Regions from separate parts of the Homo sapiens genome. Here region 1 is linked to region 2. The links are chromatin loops, found by intact Hi-C in ENCODE. Cell type or tissue: OCI-LY7. All regions are shown on one strand. Each heading gives the region's core, and the rest is flanking DNA. Links, peaks and the distances in the headings are about the cores only.

The links. A loop is a pair of places that touch in the nucleus more often than their neighbours do. Peaks named below come from ENCODE experiments on the same cell type or tissue, not always from the same donor. Only the 100,000 strongest peaks of a DNase experiment are listed, where the experiment ranks them.
Region 1: a loop joins it to region 2, with 2.3 times the contacts of the local background. A loop is called at or near these places in 1 of 110 quality-filtered maps.

What each region holds. Positions count from the first base shown.
Region 1 is chr12:99,276,931-99,287,430 of GRCh38, reverse strand. All of the region lies in intron 12 of ANKS1B (ankyrin repeat and sterile alpha motif domain containing 1B), which reads left to right. Among named protein-coding and RNA genes, the nearest start is that of GARIN6, 370 kb to the left of the region's middle. In OCI-LY7, for the core only: no CTCF peak of the experiment used is centred there; a DNase peak (open chromatin) is centred at 5,160; H3K4me3 peaks cover 1,211 bases; H3K27ac peaks cover 2,390 bases.
Region 2 is chr12:99,389,338-99,395,825 of GRCh38, reverse strand. All of the region lies in intron 12 of ANKS1B (ankyrin repeat and sterile alpha motif domain containing 1B), which reads left to right. Among named protein-coding and RNA genes, the nearest start is that of GARIN6, 260 kb to the left of the region's middle. In OCI-LY7, for the core only: CTCF peaks have their summits at 4,849 (motif pointing right) and 5,049 (motif pointing left); no DNase peak of the experiment used is centred there; H3K4me3 peaks cover 1,363 bases; H3K27ac peaks cover 2,500 bases.

The DNA of each region.
Region 1 (10,500 bases), core at 3,766-6,265, 110 kb after region 2:
TTGGGAAGGCTTTCCAAGTATTCAAGTGTTATGATCTAAATCTTTAGTCACTGTTGCAATATCTGCATTAGGGGGCACTCCATGCTCAGTAACACTGGGACTCTTACAGACTTGTAGAAATACCACCTTCCTGGTCTTAGGTGAGATCCAGGGGAATTCCTTAGATTACTAGGCAGAGATTTGTTCTCTTCTCTCGCTTTCCTCCAAACAAATGGAGTCTCTCTCTGCATGCTGGGCTCCCTGGAGCTGTCAGAGGGGGTGACACAAGCACCCCTATGGTCACCATCACTGGGACTGTACTGTGTCAGACCTGAAGCCAGCATAACACTGGGTCTTGTCAATGTCCTGAGGTGTCCACTGCCTGGCTACCACCGATGCTCACTCAAGACTCAAAGGCTCTTCAGTCAGCAGGCAGCAAATGTAGCCAGGTTTATGCCCTTCCCTTCAGGGTGGTGAGCTCCCCCCTGGCCCAGAGTGGGACAAGAAATGCCATTTAGGAGCCCAGGTCTAGAGTTAGGAAACGTAAGAATCTACTTGGTACTCTATTCTACTGTGGCTGAGCTGGCACCCAAACCACAAGACAACATTCTTCCCACTCTTTCCTCTATGCAGAAGAAGTCTCTCGCTGTGGCCACCACTGTTCTAGGCTCACAGTGAGGATTGCCTGGTTACTGCTGATGTTTGCTCCAGGCCCAAGGACTCTTCAGTCAGCTTGTGGTGAATGCTGCCAGGCCTGGATCTCTCCCTTCGGAACAGTAGTCTTCACTCTGGCCCAGGATGGATCCAGAAATGCCATCTAAGAACCAAGGCCTGGAACTGGGGACCCTTGGAAACTGCTTGATGTTCTACTCCACTGTGGCTAAGCTGATACCCAAACTACAAGGCAAAGTCCCCTTTACTCTTCCCTCTCCTTTCCTCAAACAGGATTCTCTCCTCAAGGCCACAGCTGCTGGGAATGCACTCAGTCACACATAAAGCCAGTGTGGCCCTGGGTCTTACCCAAGGCCTATGACAAGTACTGCCTGGGTATTGCTCATGTTCATTCAAGGCCCAAGGGCTATTTAGCTGGCAGGTGATGAATTCTGCCAGGACTGGGTCCTTCCCTTCAAGGAAGCAGGTTATCTTCTGGCTCAGGATATATTTAGAAATTTTGTCCAGGAACCAGGACCTGGAATGAGGGCTGTCAGACTCTCCCTGGTGCCCTGTCCTACTGTGGCTTAGCTGGTATCCAAGTTGAAAAACGAAGTCCTCCTCTCCCCTCTCTTCTTCTCAAGCAGAAGGAAGGTGTGAATCCTGGAGCTGCAAGCTGTGCTGCCTGGAGTTGGCTGAGGGGTGGCACAAACATTCCCTTGCCCCTGTGGTTGGCATCTCACTAGGTTGTATGCACCCCAAATTCACTGACTCTGAGCCTAGAACAGCATCAGAACTTGCCCACAAATTGCAATTCTTGTGGCCTAGACCATCTTTCAAGTTTATTTAGAACTCCAGAGCGCTTTAGCTTGTTTTTGGGCTTGTCAGAATTCTGACAATACTGCTAGGTGATTCCCCTCTGGCTAAGGCTGGTCTAAATGCTCACTCTTTGGGTGCCAGCTGAGTTCTGCCCTGTGTTAGTCCCTGTTATGACAGCACAGCACTGAATTTCAGTGCAAAGTCCCACAATTACTGCTCTCTTCCTCCCCCAAGCACACAGATTCTCTCTCCATGCCACACAGTCACTGCCAGGGGATGAGGGAGGGGTGGCGCCAACATCTTTCATACTCTTTCAGTGCTTCTTTCATTGGTATGATGTTAAAACCAGGTACTATGATCACTCACCTGGTTTTTGGTTCTTATGAAGGTGTTTTCTTATGTGGATGGTTATTCAATTTGGTATTCTGCAGGGGCAACAATTGCTGGAAAGTTCTATTCAGTCATTTTGCTTCACCTTCTCTAGACTCGGTCATTTATACCTAGATATTTTTTGAAGAGAAATGAAAACAAATGGCGATAGAATGAGTTTTATACAAATGTCCATAGTAGCTTTATTTCTAATAGACAAAACCTGGCAGCAAACCAAATGTTCATCAGTAGGTGAATGGATAAATAAATTATGCTATATCCATACAATGGAACACTATTTGGCAATAAAAAGGAATGAACTATTAATATAAACAACATGGATAAATATCAAAATAACTATGCTGAGTAAAGGCAGCTAGACAAAAAAGTATATACTGTATAATTTCATTTAGATAAAATTCTAGAAAAGCTAAACTTACCTATAGTGACAGAAAGCATATTGTTTGTTGCCTGGTGGATGAGAAGATAATGAGGGACATGAGTGAGAAATTACAAAAGGGTAAAAGGAAATTTTTGGATGATAGATATGCCAATTTTGTTGATTGTGGTTATATTTTCATGCATATATCTAAATCTGAAAACTTTAAGTTATACACTTTAAGTGTGTTTAGTTTATTGTATGCCAATTATATCCTAATAAAAAATAGTTATATGTATATACACTATATAGATATGTACAAACATACACAAGCACCATACATGTAAAAGGATGTCAATGTAGCTGGAGAATAGTGAAGGAGAGAATGACTCAATATGATGTTAGAGGGGCAGGGAGGGGCCGGATCACAAAAAACCTTAAAGACCACAGGGAGGAGCTTGGACGTTGTTCCAAGTACTATAGGGAGCCATTGAAAGATTGTAAGTAGAGAAATGATTTGATTTGATTTACATTTTAGTCGGATTATTCCAAGTGCTACATGGAGAATGGATTACAGAAGAGCAACAGAAGCAATGAAGAGACTGGTTGAAAAGCTTTTGTCATTGTCCTGGCAAGAAAAAAAACACTGGTTTGGACTAAGGTGGCAGGAGTAGAAATGGAGGGAAGGATACAGGAAAATAAAATCTTTCTAAAATGAATGGCTTTCGGGATTGTTAAAATCTAGATTTGGATAATTTTAGGGACTTATAATTTGGAATATTATTTGTAAAGCACTGTTATAATCTAGGTCACAGTTCACCCAATGCAGCTCATTTTATTGTCCATCTTACCAGTAGCCTGTTTTTCTTGTTTCTCTACTTTGAGCACCCAAGTGCTAGCAGTAGGGTAAAGCACCCAACTCTTCCTTCTCTCTGCACTGCTGCCCAATTCTTCCTTACAAAGAGGCTCTAATATACACAATTTAAATCCAACTGGGTTGGGGTGGGGAAGAGGAGGAGGGATAAGAACTTGAAAAAGAATCTGCTTGAGCCTGATACTAGGATCAGATGATCCCCTGAGATTCCCTACAGATTGTTTACTACTTTACTAGGTAAGTTTCGGTGTTACTCTGGGATTTATCTCTTCTTTATGAAAAAGTATTCCTACTTCATGATTCTTGTTGTAAAAGATAATCCTCAGGGTAACCCAGAACTTATTTAGGATTATTTAGGAGGAGTCTTGTTAAGGAAAAGCAAAAAAAAGCCATTCAGATATTAATTCATCCATTCATTTAGTTTTTCCTTTATTCTTTCAATAAGTATTCAGTGGTAAATGTTGAAAGCAGATAAATGAAATAAAAGCAGGAGATTGTGGCAGGGTATTATTTCAGCTACCCCTGGTTTATTCAGTAAACATTTTCTTTAGTCTTCCTAAGTAAAGCTTATTTTATTTTCAGAACTAAAAGAAACTACATGTGCATAAAAGAAAGCATAGACTTTCTTCAAAGACAGATGATCTTGAATCACTACAAGGTGTCTAGCTACAACAATAGGTTTTAACAGCTGCAGTGAAAGATCTACTTAACCCAGCTATTTATATACAGATAGTTCTTCCATAGCACTGAAACAAATCCTCTGAAATTAAATTATTTGGTGAGCAGTTAAATGTTGAAGTAAGGATACACTCCTGCCAGGTGATAAAGAACTCATCCTCCCTCCATTTTCCCAGCTTCACATTAGTGACCACTCTCCTTTAAACCTGACTCCTCACAAAACACAGGAAGAGAACAAACAGTAAAGATGAATATCTGATAACAGTGAGCTCTATCACTGAAAAATGTATAACTAATAACTGAAGAATAATGAGGCTCTTACTTCCATAGCCAACACTGTTGGACTATAGGGTTCATATTTGAGGACCTGATTGAGGAGCCAAAAAATAGAAGGAAGCATGAGAAATCTGGCATCTACCCAGAATTTCACCAAGAGTCAGGAATAACATTTATTAAGCACATTCTAGATCTTATGTATGCTTTCCCATGTTACTTCTTTTCAGCCTTTGGAAATCCTCTGACCTAGGAATTATTTTCTGTATTTTTCACTTATGGAAACTGAAACCTGGAGAGGTCTCATAAGAATGAAGACTTGCATTCTAAACATCTCTTCTGACATCCCCAGCTGCTTCCTTTTATTCTCTTTTCTTTGACCCCTAAACGTCAGAATGCTCCAGGCTTAGTTCTTGTCTCCGCTATTTCTTTTCTTTTTTTCTCAATTAACCTCAATAGTTTATTGTCTTATTCATGCTGATGACTCCAAAGTTTATATTCCTAACCTGAGTCTCTCTGCAGCTGTTGTATTCAGCTGCCTACTTGACTATTTGACCTCTCCATTTGAATGTCTAGTAGGCATTTCACCCTTTAAATGTCTAAAACGAAACTCTAAATTCTCACAGCCATAAAACCTCTTCCTTGTTCAGGTTTCCCCATGTCAGTTAATGAAAACTCCATCCTTTTCACTTGCTCAGAACATTTTTAGCACCTCTTTTTTTTGATATGGCACATCCGATACATCAGTAAATCTTGTTAGTTCTACGTTCATAGAACAAAAGCTAACCACTTCTCACTAGCTGCATACCTAATGTTTTAGACCAAGCCATGGTCTTTTCCTGCCTGGATTAGGGGAATAATAGCCTTTTAATTGGCCTGCTTCGACCTTCTCTTCCCTACAGTCTATTCGCACAAGAGTAGCCAGAGTAGTCTTTTGAAAACACATGTCACATCTCTCCCCCAAACCCTCCAAGGTTTTTCAACTCTTAAATCAGTGAAAACCAGAAGCCCTATAAAAGTAAGGCAAGGTTTACATGAGGTAGTCCTATGCCTTGCTGATCTCATCCCTTACTACTCTCTCTTTTGCCCACTTTGCTCCAGCCACACTGGCATTGCTATTCTTGAACATACCAAGCATAGTCATGCATCAGGGACTTCGCACCTGCTATTTCCTCTGCCTAGAATGCTCTTCTCCCAGGTAGCCAAATGGCTTATTTCTGCACTTCCTACAGTTCTCTACTCAAACATGGCTTTATCAAAGATGCTTTCCTGACTACCACAAAATAGCAAATTCCTCCCCTCACAACACACCCATCTTCCTTACCTTCTATATTTTTCTTAATTGCCTGTATTATTACTGCACATACTATACATTTGACTTGTTTTCTTTTGATCTCTCACCACTAAAAGGTAATCTCCATGAGAACAGGAACTTTGTTTTATTCTTACTGAAGGCCCAGCACATACAACAGTGGCTGTTATGTATTAGACTGAATCATACAAAACCATTATTTTTGTAGTTCAAATAAAGTTGAGTATCAGCATCTTTATGGTTCAATTTAGTAGGTTCTCAGTACACACTTGTTTAATTGATGAATTAATTAATAGTGATGAATGAATTAAACCTATGACAGCCTACTTTCAAAGCCCATGTTCCTCCTAGTATACAATTCTACTTCTCTATTAATGAAATTGCTTCCTGGCAAAATGTTTCTTACTTTTCACAAGTTCTTTTATTTTTTCACAGTCATGAAGTTTGATATACTAGTTATGGGCGTTTGTATAGCCAGAAAAAAATAATAAAAGTATGCTGGTGCTTGCTAATTATTTTGGAAGTACCCGCCAACAGACAGTATTTGTTCTTTGTCTCTTAAGAAGAGCCAGACTGGATGAGTCAGATCTGAACATTGCCACTGAATTCAGCTACTTGGGCTAGACTCCATGGCTTCATGTGAGCCAGAACACTGGTCATGGTAAAGCACCCCTCTACTATCAGTTCATGACTCAGACTTTTCTCTTTTAATTTTGAAAATTCACAAGCAAAGAGGTATTCATTCCACTGAAACAGTTAATTTTTAGTTACATTTTGACTTGAGTGAATTACCCTTCAATTTCATAAAAATCTAGCATGTAATAAATGCTACAGTAAATACCACTAGCTGCCATAATACATAAACCGCATACTCTGAGTGGATCAGCACAATAAGTGTTTATTTCTCATTCATGTTGCAGTACAATGAAGGTAGACTAGGCAGCTCTCTTCTTATGCTTTATTCAGGGACCCCAGATGCCTACCATTTTGTGGCCCCACCTTTCCCTAGGTTCATAGCATCCTCTCCATCCATTCAGTAAGTAGATGAGAGAAGAGAGCAAGGATTCTCTGTGGAAGGGGTTATGGTTTAGGCTCATGTGTTAGTCAAGGGTCTCCAGAGAAACAGAACCAATAGCGAGAGAGAGAGAGAGTGTGTGTGTGTGTGTGTATGTGCGCACGTGTGTGTGTGTACGTGCATGTGTGTGTGTGTGAGAGAGAGAGAGAGACAGACAGAGAGAGAGAGAGAGAGAGAGAGATTTATTATAAGGAATTGGCTCATGCTATTACGGAGGCTGACATATCCTAAGATCTGCAGTCAGCAAGCTGGAGACCCAGGAGAGCTGATGTTGCCATCCAAGTCTGAAAGCAGAAAAGAAAACAACATCTTAGCCCAAAGGCAGTCAGGTAATGGGAATTCCTTTTCACTCGGCCTTTTTGTTCTAGTTAGTCTTCAACTGATTGCCCTACCCATATTAGAGAGGGCAATCTACTGTACTCAGTCTACCAGTTCAAATGTTAGTCCCATCCAGAAACACCCTCACAGATCCACCTAGAATAATGTTTGGCCAAAAACCAGAGCACTCTGTGGCCCCATCAGGTTAACATAAAATGTACCATGGCAGCCCAGAAGTAAAACACATAACTTGTGCTTACATAAATTGTGCTTATATTCCATTGTCCAGAACTAACTAATATGGTCACCTACCTATAAAGGACAGTTGAGGAAGAGAGTCAGATTATGTATCCAGCAAGACAAGGAGAAGACATTTATGGTGAGCACTGGCAGGCCCTGCCAAACCATATAGCTGCATGTCTACTCACTAGCATTCCTCGATGTTAGTGTTTGTTATAAAATTTTATAACAATCTCTCTTTCTCTTTCTCTCTCTCTCTCACACACACACATGCACGTACACACACACACATACACACACACACACAGACTCTATTGGTTCTGTTTCTCTGGAGACCCTTCATCTGAAAAATGTATGAATTTTTGATATTTGGATAAAATATCAATTATGAGAATTGTTTATAATATATTTTGAGCTGCTGGTTCCTTTAATTATTATTTATTTTATTTTTATTTTTTTGAGACAGGGTCTCACTCATGTCACCTAGGCTGGAGTGCAGTTGTGCGATCACAACTCACTGAACCCTCAACCTCCCAGGCTCAGGTGATCCTCCGACCTCATCTTCCCAGGTAGCTGGGACTATAGGCATGCACCACATGCCCAGCTAATTTTTTTAGAGATGGGGTTTCACCATGTTGCCTAGGCTGGTCCTGAACTCCTGGGTTCAAGTGATCCACCCACCTTGGCCTCCCAAAGTGCTAGGATTACAGGCATGAGCCACCATGCCCAACCCCTAATTATTATTTCTCAGTAATTTAGACAGTTATAGAAACCCCCATCTTATTCCTATATTTGTTCATTTTGAGAACATGTTTGATAATATTCAACTGCACTTTACAAGGCTAATCAGCATTTGTCAAAAGATAAAGCTTCTACAACCTCCCCCCACCCCACCCCACAGATTGCATGCTTCCATTTATATGAAGTGTCTAGAATAGGCAAATCTATAGAGAGAGAAACTGGATTAGTGGTTGCCTAGGGCTGGGGGTGGGAAGAGTGTGAATGAGGAGTGACTGCTGCAAGGTTTCTTTTTTGGATGATGGAAATCTTCTACAATTAGATTATGGGAGTGGCTGTACAATTCTCTAAGTACACTAAAAATCATTGAATTGTATACTTTAAACAGATGAATTTTACAGTATGTAGATTATATCTCAATAGCCCTTTTCCTTATAATAGAGCTGATGTAATTCAATTAATTTTTCTTATTGGTGAAAGCTTTCAGATTACCTCCTAACCCATGTCAGCCTGAAAAGAAGGGTTGGCAGAAAATGCTGAGGAAGACTCAGAACAAAAGGACAAAGGCAGGAGGATAGTCTGAGCCCAGGAATTCAAGGCCAGCCTGGAGCCAGTCAGTGAGTCAACGAGTCAGTGAATGGGCATGTGGTGAGGGCCTACACCATTTCAGGCACCATTCTGGGACCTGAAAATGGAAACACAAAGAAAACCACAGTCTTTGTCTTCAGGGGATTCGCAATCTAGTGAAAGAGTCAGATTTGTACCAAGTGCCATATGCTACATTTTGGGTGCAATAATTTAGGTTAATACAAGATCATATGAAGCAGCAGAAAGGCTAGTCATACCTAGATATTTTTAAATATTTAATGCAATTACATTGTCCACAGCCAGTAGAGACTTTTCCTTTCATATTTTCAGGATGACTTGTACTTTTTATTTTTTGCTTGAAGTATTTACCTTTCTCCATTTATTTTATTAATTTACATATTAATTTTACAAATATGTACCAGTTAGGTTGTTAGATATTGGGACATGATCACATACACAGAAGATTACAATCCTTCATGCAGTATCCATATTTAACTCAGCTTGGGGAGGTTTCAAAGTCTTCTTGGAGGAGGTGATGCCTGACCTTGGTCTTGAAGGATGTGTAAGAATCAAAGAGGGGGAGGAAGTGCAGAAGAGGGTACACAAAAGCATATGGAAACAAAATATATTTGGGGAACTTCTTTTTTCCTATGTCTCTGTCCATATTAGTTAAGATAAATATCAGCTGTGGGAACAGACACATCCCCAAAATTGTAGTGGTTTATCATAATAGCAAATATTTTCCTTGCTTATGTAAAGTCCAAATGATGGGACCTGGACACAGGGGTTCATACAGAGACCTTGCAGGATTCAACACATGGCTTCCGAAGTCAGCCTCAGTGTTGATATCTAGCCAGCAGATGGGAAAGACAGTGGAAGACTGCATGAAAGTTTCCCCTGGGCCAGGCCTGTATGTGGTGTGCATCACTTCTGCCTGCATTCTCTTGGCCAGCTCTCTGTCACATGGTCCCACTTAAATGAAGGGAGCTAGAGAAATGTAATTCCTGATGGGCAGCTGCTTCCCAGCAACACAGCGGCTCCATTCTGTGGAAGGGAATATTAATCTTTGGCAGACAGCTTGATTTCTAATATCCTCGCTTGAAGAGTTTTATCTTTTATCTCTTAAAATGTAGAATTAGGTCTGTGGATTATCACTTTCATCAGTTTGCTCACAAATCAAGTGAATCTGCTGAGAATGATCACAAAGCATGTTCAAATTATCTCCTGAATAGGAAAGACAAATATCTATTGTTCAGGCTACCAGATGAGACCTATTCAGGAATAGTCTATGGGGCAATACTTCACAATGGTCTGGTCTGTTCCACCCCATAAATGTGTATTCAACCTTACAGTGATCAAGAACTTACCTTTTTCTCTGAGTTCCCTTAAGACTCAGCACCAGTTAGTGACTCATACCAGTTCAAAAGCACATACTATCTTGAACCAGATCTTGACTGCATAGGGTTCAGTTTTGCTTCCCAAACTACTGAACAGTACCGAGGACTCAAGGACTTCTGTAGAACTGGGCGAGCCTCAGAAGTAAAGGGAAGAACTCTTTACTAACCCACAAGTGCATCTTTGGTTCTATCTTCAACATTTCATGTGTACACATAGCTTTAGAGCCTCCTATTTTATTATTTTATATTTCTCTCCAATAAACAATATTCTTTTTAATTTTCACAGACCCTTTTCTGCTGGTAAAATCAATATTTCCTTGGATTCTCAGCTGCCATTTTTCGATGTGGCACCAAAGTAGCTTTGATAACATGATTCTTACATGGCCTGTGGAGGAATCCAGTGATTTTGTTTTTGCTTTTAATTCATGGTAAGGGTAAATAGGGGTGATCTTCCTTTCATTGGGTACTCAGTGGGAAATAAACACAGTCACATTTTAAAATAAGACTTTGTCATTTACTAAGAACTACATGGCAGATAGGAATGGATGAGGGGGAGTGCTTATCAGATGGCACCTGGAGACTATCACGTCTCAGTTTTTTAATACATCAAAATAACAAGTTCTCTTTTGTACTTGAAGGTATCTCAAGACTCCTTTCAAGAACTGCTCTGTGATCATCAGGTTAGGAAGTAAGCCCTCATGACAGGTAGGGGAGAAGGGACCTAGTGATATTCGGCAAGAAAGGGGAATGTAGACGTAAGTTAGGTGACTTCAAAAAGGGGTCACAGTGTTTATCTAATAAAATATTAAG
Region 2 (6,488 bases), core at 3,989-6,488:
AAATAAATCGTATGCTGCAAAACACTTTTAAGTGAACCAATGAATTTATTATAACAGAGGGCCATTTAAAAAGTAGCTTGAATTGTGATTAAAGCTTCAACTTGTGAATCATCAAAAAAGGTTGTTAGAATTAAAAAGCTTTGGTGTTATACAGTCTGGGGAATGATATAAATAGGTTCACATTTAACTAGAAAGTTCACTCTAGTATTAATATGTAGTAGATTTGAGATGAAATGACATTGGAGAAGGGGAGAAATAGTTTCATAGCAAAGGGAAAATGTAAATTGGTTTAAGAGATACAAGGAAAGAGTAATTAACAGGTCATGGTAATTGGATGTGCAAAGATGAGGGGAAATATTTCAAGGAGGGCTCTAAAGTTTCTAGCTTAAGCTGATGAGTGAAAGGTGGATGCTCTTCCTTGAAATGTAGAATATTTGTAGGTAAGAAGAGAGGGTGAGGGATAGATTATGTAAGGCCCTAATAAGCCATTTCAGGACTTTGGCTTTAACCCAGAGTGATTTTTCTTAGAGCCTATTCAGTTCTTTCAGAAGAAAAGTCACATGATCTAACTTCTATTTTATGAGGATTAATCTGGCTATAATGTCGATCATGGATGGGGAGAGGGAACAAGGGTGGATGCAGGAAAGCCAGTTAGAAGGCAATTGTAGCATTGCAGTAAGAGAGGGAAAGCAGCTAAGATCACAGGTGAATCAGCAGAGTTAGAGAGAAATGGAGAGATGTTGGACATATTTTTAAGGCAGATCCAATGGAATTTCATGGTGGAGTGGACATGGTATATGAGAAAATGAGAAGAATTAAGGATGACTCCAAGACCTTTCTCCTTAACAACTGTAAGAATGAATTTCCTATCGTTTGACACACAAGAGATTTGGGGAAGAGAAGGTTTGGTAAACAGTGAGAAATACCAGGAGTTAATTTTGAGATGCCTACTGAATATCTGAATAGATGTGTCAAGTAGGCAGCAGAAGGTCCAGTCTGCAGGTATAGATGTGAACGTCGTCATTATACAGATGATATGCAGCGTGTGTAGAGGAAGAAGACCAATAACTGAGCTTGAGGAAGGATGGAATGAAAGGCAGCACCAGCAAGGGAAGCTGATAAGGAGCAACCTGTGAGATAGAAGGAAATCTTTTGGTGAGTGTCTTGTTCTGAAGTCAGGTGAAGAAAGTTATTAAGAAGGAAAGAGGGATCAACTCTGTCAAATATAGCTGATAAGTTAAGTAGGATGAGGACTAAGTTAGAATAGGTTCATGGATTTAACAATATTGGGGGTGGGGGGGTCACTGCTGACCTTGACAAGAGCAATTTGGTTGGAAATGATAGAGCCTCATGTGGTGGTTTTAAGGGAGAAAGGGAGGAGAGGACTTAGAGTAATGATAGACTACCCTTGAAGGAATTTCTTCACAGGGGAATTTTTAAGTTACGATGGAGGAGAAAGAGGGGATGATGAATTCTATTATTAACCAAGTGGAGAGACTGGTTTTGGACAGGAGCATGAACAGATGTTTTGGTTGTGGGTGCAAATACTGGCAGGAGATCCATGTGGTGGGAATCTGGGGAAGATCTGTTCTGATAGTTTTCAGTTTTTCTACAAAGTAGAGAGCAGCAGCTTCAATTGAAACCAAAGACAGAGAAGGAAATGTAGAGTTTGAGGAAAGAGAGAACAGTGTGAAATAGTTGTTTAGAAGAAACAGTGAGTGGACAAAGGAGGTATATGATGTGATCACCTGGCAGCATTAAAGGCCTATTTAAAGTCTGTGTTCATGCATTTAGAATTAGACTATCCAATGTGGTTCTGTGTTTTTCTCCAGCCTATGTCAGCTGGAGGATGCAGGTGCAGAGTATTTGGAGAGTTGAATTTTACATAGGTTGTGGTTTTGCTAAATTGGTATATTGAAGTGATTGAAGAGCAAGGAAATATAAATGCAAGGGAGTGTAATATTTAACCATAGACTTCAAGATGAAGAGGGAAGTGAAAGAGAACAAGGAGATAATTAACACTGAAAAATCAATAAGATCTTAGGACTGGAGATTCCAGTGGGGTCAAAGTATTGCTGGAGTCAAGGTATTAAAGAAGAGGGTTGGAATAATTGTTGGATTCAAAGAATGGGATGCACAAGGAACTAGGAATGATTATAATTATCAGCAATTGTCTTAAGACCATGGGACTGAGCAGCTGAGTTAGCCTCTCCTCCATCAACATATTCTTAAATACTGCAATTAAATCAGTACAACAATTTCCTGGAAGAAATGTTTGATACTTCTAAAGACATAACATTCACTGCGTTCATAATATTTAATCTTTCCATTTGTTTAACACATTGTAATATAGATCACCTTTATCTGAGTTCACTTCTTCTATACTTTGTCCCACTCTTCCTTGAGGTGCCAAGGCTCCTCATGTCATTCCCTGGCTGCCAAAGTCTCCCTAAGAGAGGTGTTTCATTCAAGGCCACTTCCCTAAGGGGCTCTCTCTGCACATGGCCACTATGTGTCTCATTCTCATGTGAAACCTTTGAATGACCTGAGAACCCATCTGCTAAGATATTTCAATCTCTTGGGTCCCCTTAATGGTTGCCAGTGTGTTCTTCTTTCCTCGGGTAACAGTTTTTTTTAAATAGAGGTGGTGAGGAGTGGTAGAATTCTGGATCTATGTTAAAGGTAGATCTATCTGTCTATCTATCTATCTATCTATCTATCTATCTATCATCTGTCTATCGATTGATCTATCAATCTATCTACATATATATTTGGATGAATTGGAGGTAGGATATAAGAAAATAAAAGGGACCAAAGTTGTAATTCAAAGATATTTGGTGTTTTGACCTTTGGAAAGATGGAGCTGATATTAGTGGAGATGGGGAAATCTCAGTTTTGAACATTTTAATTTGAAAATCTGTTGGATATTCAAGTAGATATGTAGAGTAGATAGTTGAGATAATGATTTTTTTTCAGTGAGGGAGGGTAGGGTGGGAGGAAGCCATGTGATAATTTTATGCTTATCAGAAGTAAAGAGTATCCGTTTTAAAAGACCGAAAAATAGCATCTCAGCCTATTGTGAGTGAATTTATGAGTTCTGAACTCTGGATAGTTGTGTTGTGAATTGCTGGGGGAAAAGAAGCTGAGCATCGCCAGTGATAACAGGTGTTCTCTATCTTTATAGAAAGCTGTGTCCAAAAAGTTGTTTCCACATGAAGAATTTTGTGCATTAGCACTTTCTCAAGGGCACCTGCTAAGCAAGTCAACTACCTTGGGTAACTAATTATCTTCAGTTTTGCTAGTAGTTTCAAACCATCACCTCCTGCAGGAGAAAACTGATGGGAGGAGAAAACCCAAAAGGAGTAAAGTGGAAAAGTGCTTCTTTCCAAGTGGGAGAAATAACAAAAACAAAAGCCTGTAAGTGCTTAGCAGCATAGGACGCTTTTCTGCAAAGGAGAGAAAACACTAGAGGAGAACTAAAATTAGAATGGAGAGGGTGGCATAGGCCTCTCACACTGATCAGGGATTGCCAGAAAGGCAAATGAAGGCCTGTGTTTTAATTAGCTCACATGGCCTGGAAATAGACCTCCTGAAGCTGAGACATCATTATTACAGCAGCCACTGGACACAGGCAGCTGAGGGAGGCTTTGGCCTCCAGCCGACAGGAAGGCCAGGAACAGGCTGCTGAGATGACCTCTCAACTCCAAGCTAAGATTCGGGGCAAGCTGATATGGAGAAAGTAAAGGGTTAGAGAGGATGATGCGAGATTACATCTTTGGGACCTGTTTTCCTAAAAATATATACATTAAATATATTAGCTGAGTTATTGGTTGGTAAGTTCAGTACTTTCAATAGACCAGGATTTTAGGTACCCTAGAGGCAAGTATTTTTATATCAAATGCTGCATATAGATGTAATGGTAAATTATATTCTTGTCACTTCTTGATAAATCATGAAATGTGTCTCCTGTACTTTTTCCTGTTTTCCTGTGGTGTCACATGATGACTTTCACCCAGTGCCTTTGTGACAAATTGCACATCAGGTAGAAGGCAAGGTACAGGTTACGAGATGCTTGATGAAGAAAAGTTGATTGCTTTTCAGCACTTAAAATTATGAAAATATATAGTTAGATAATGGGGTGATGTTAGTTAGCTAGTGCATGGGACTTGCTACTCCAAATGAAATTAGTTGATATAATACTATTGGCTTACCTAAGCAATATTAAATAAATATGTTTACTCAGGGTGTGCCATGAGAAAGTGCTGTGAGAGTATCTCAAGGGGGTGACTGATCTCATGCCAACAATGAGTGGGGCTCTGAAAGACAAAGAAGAATTAAGTAGGCCAAGGTGGGGAAGGAAGATTATTCTTTAAAGAAGGAATAGCATATTTAAAAAAATCCCTGTGGTAGAAATTAACATGAAACTGCAGGTCAGAGAGAAAGGAGAGAAATGACAGCAGTTGAAGCTGCAAAGCGAGTAAAAGCCCAATCAAACCCTTGTAGCTACCTTCAGGATTTTGGTATTTATCCTAAGAGCAATGAGAAGTCATTGATAGGTGTTTTAAACGAAGAGAGATGATCTGATTTGCATTTTACTGTCCGGTGGCTCTTATTTTCTCTGTGAACCAAGAGCAAGGCTGTCTTTGGAGAGTAACAAAAGAGGGCAAAGATGAGATATTTGAGGAGGATGGAGAAAGTTTGAATTAGCTTTTTGTTCAAACTCCTAACGAATGAATGGCTGGTACATGGGGCCGGAGAGACACACAGGAAAAGGGATAATAGGGAGTGGGCATCCCTTCCAGTATACCTGTGGCCTGCAGGTGGCATATTTAGGTCAAGACCATTCTGGCCAGAGCCTGGAGCTCTTTCTGGCTGGTCACCTCAGCTCGCCTCGCACTGGCAAAGTGGTCCCTCTGAGTCTCTGCCAGGTCGGCCATCTGTCTTTCCTAGCCTCTGCAGCGGTCACCTCTCCCCTTGCCAAGCTGGCCCCAGGGCAGTCCAGTTGGCTTTCAGACCAGCTGCCTGCTGAGGCCCCCTTCTGGAGGCTCCAGGTACCTCTGGGTCTCATTCGTAATTTAGGAATATCAGTGGGACTCAGAAAGATTTATCCCCAAAATCTTGCTAGTCCTTACCACAGGGAACTATCAAGTTTAATGGGATGTGGCCCTGCCCAGAATCTAGATGGGATTGGGAACCCAGAGCTCTCTTTTCTTATGTTTGCCCAATACCTATTTATTATGCTACATTCTCTCGAGGCCAGTGCCCAGAAAGGAAAGTTCCAGACACAAATGTAGAACTATTTCCCTATCCTCCCCATCTCATTCAGCCTTTTCCGTTTTGAAATTCTCCAGAAGCTGGTATGTCCTTTCTCTTCTGGGATGGGCTTCTCATTTGTCTATACAATAGATCTTCATACGTCATTCTGATTGGTCTAAAGCAGGACTCTGATTTTTAAGTCTATTGACTTGCTAACCCACCTTTTCTTCCGTGAGGGCATTAGGTACCCTGTCCAGCCCTGGAAGAGGAGCAGTTTCCAGTGAAACACAATTTGAAGATGGAAATATATCAAGTTCTTCTTTAAAAAATACTATCCCTATTACATTAAGCCAGTGCCATTAACTGCAAACTACATAAACACAACATATGCTTAATTAATGTAGCTTCATAAATGCTTAATACATGTGGGTATTATTACTTTTTTATTGCTGTTATTACTAAAGATCTAGGCAACAAGCAGAGCCTGAAATTTTAGAATTCTGTACAAATTGCAGAGCACCCGGGTGCTATGAGTCCAGCCAGGCACCAGAGTCTTAAATTCACAAAATTGCTTGGAACAAGCAGGTCAACCTGCTGATGAGCAGAGCTGAAAATTCCATCTGCTCTGTGCCCCAGTTTTATGTATCCTGGGGTGGGAAGGTGTGTCACTGCTGGGGACAGCCAGAGTCCTACAAGCGCTAATCCTTCCAAAATTACAGCAGAGGCAAGGGCGCAGTAGTTTCAGAGAGATTTTGTGTTGAAAATCTGTTTTTTTTTAAATCAATTTTTTATTAACTCAATTTTCTCTTGCTTTAACTTCTATTAATGCACGTGAAAATATAACAGATTTGTTACCTGAAATTTTCTTTGAAATTCAAATTTATTGCTGTATATATCTTCTCTCTAATTATCTTGTCATTTTTAGTTTACTTAGTAGTTTTTCTCTCCTGACTTTCTCAACCAGGATGTTTATATCTCTTGAAAAATCTCCCTGCGTATTAGTTATATTTGTGTGATATATGTGTGATCATTAAAGTTAAAAATAAAGCTGTGAGAGAAAAGCTTACGGTAATTGAAAAATTAAAACAAAAGGAGGAAAAGAGTCTTTTGGTATTCCCAGGTTGGTGCTATGGAGAAAATCCCCTCCTTCCCCCTAGTTGAAAACAGTTTTCAAACTACAAGTCCTTTTTCTCTATTCAGATCTTCTATCTGTACAGTCTTCTTTGGGGAGA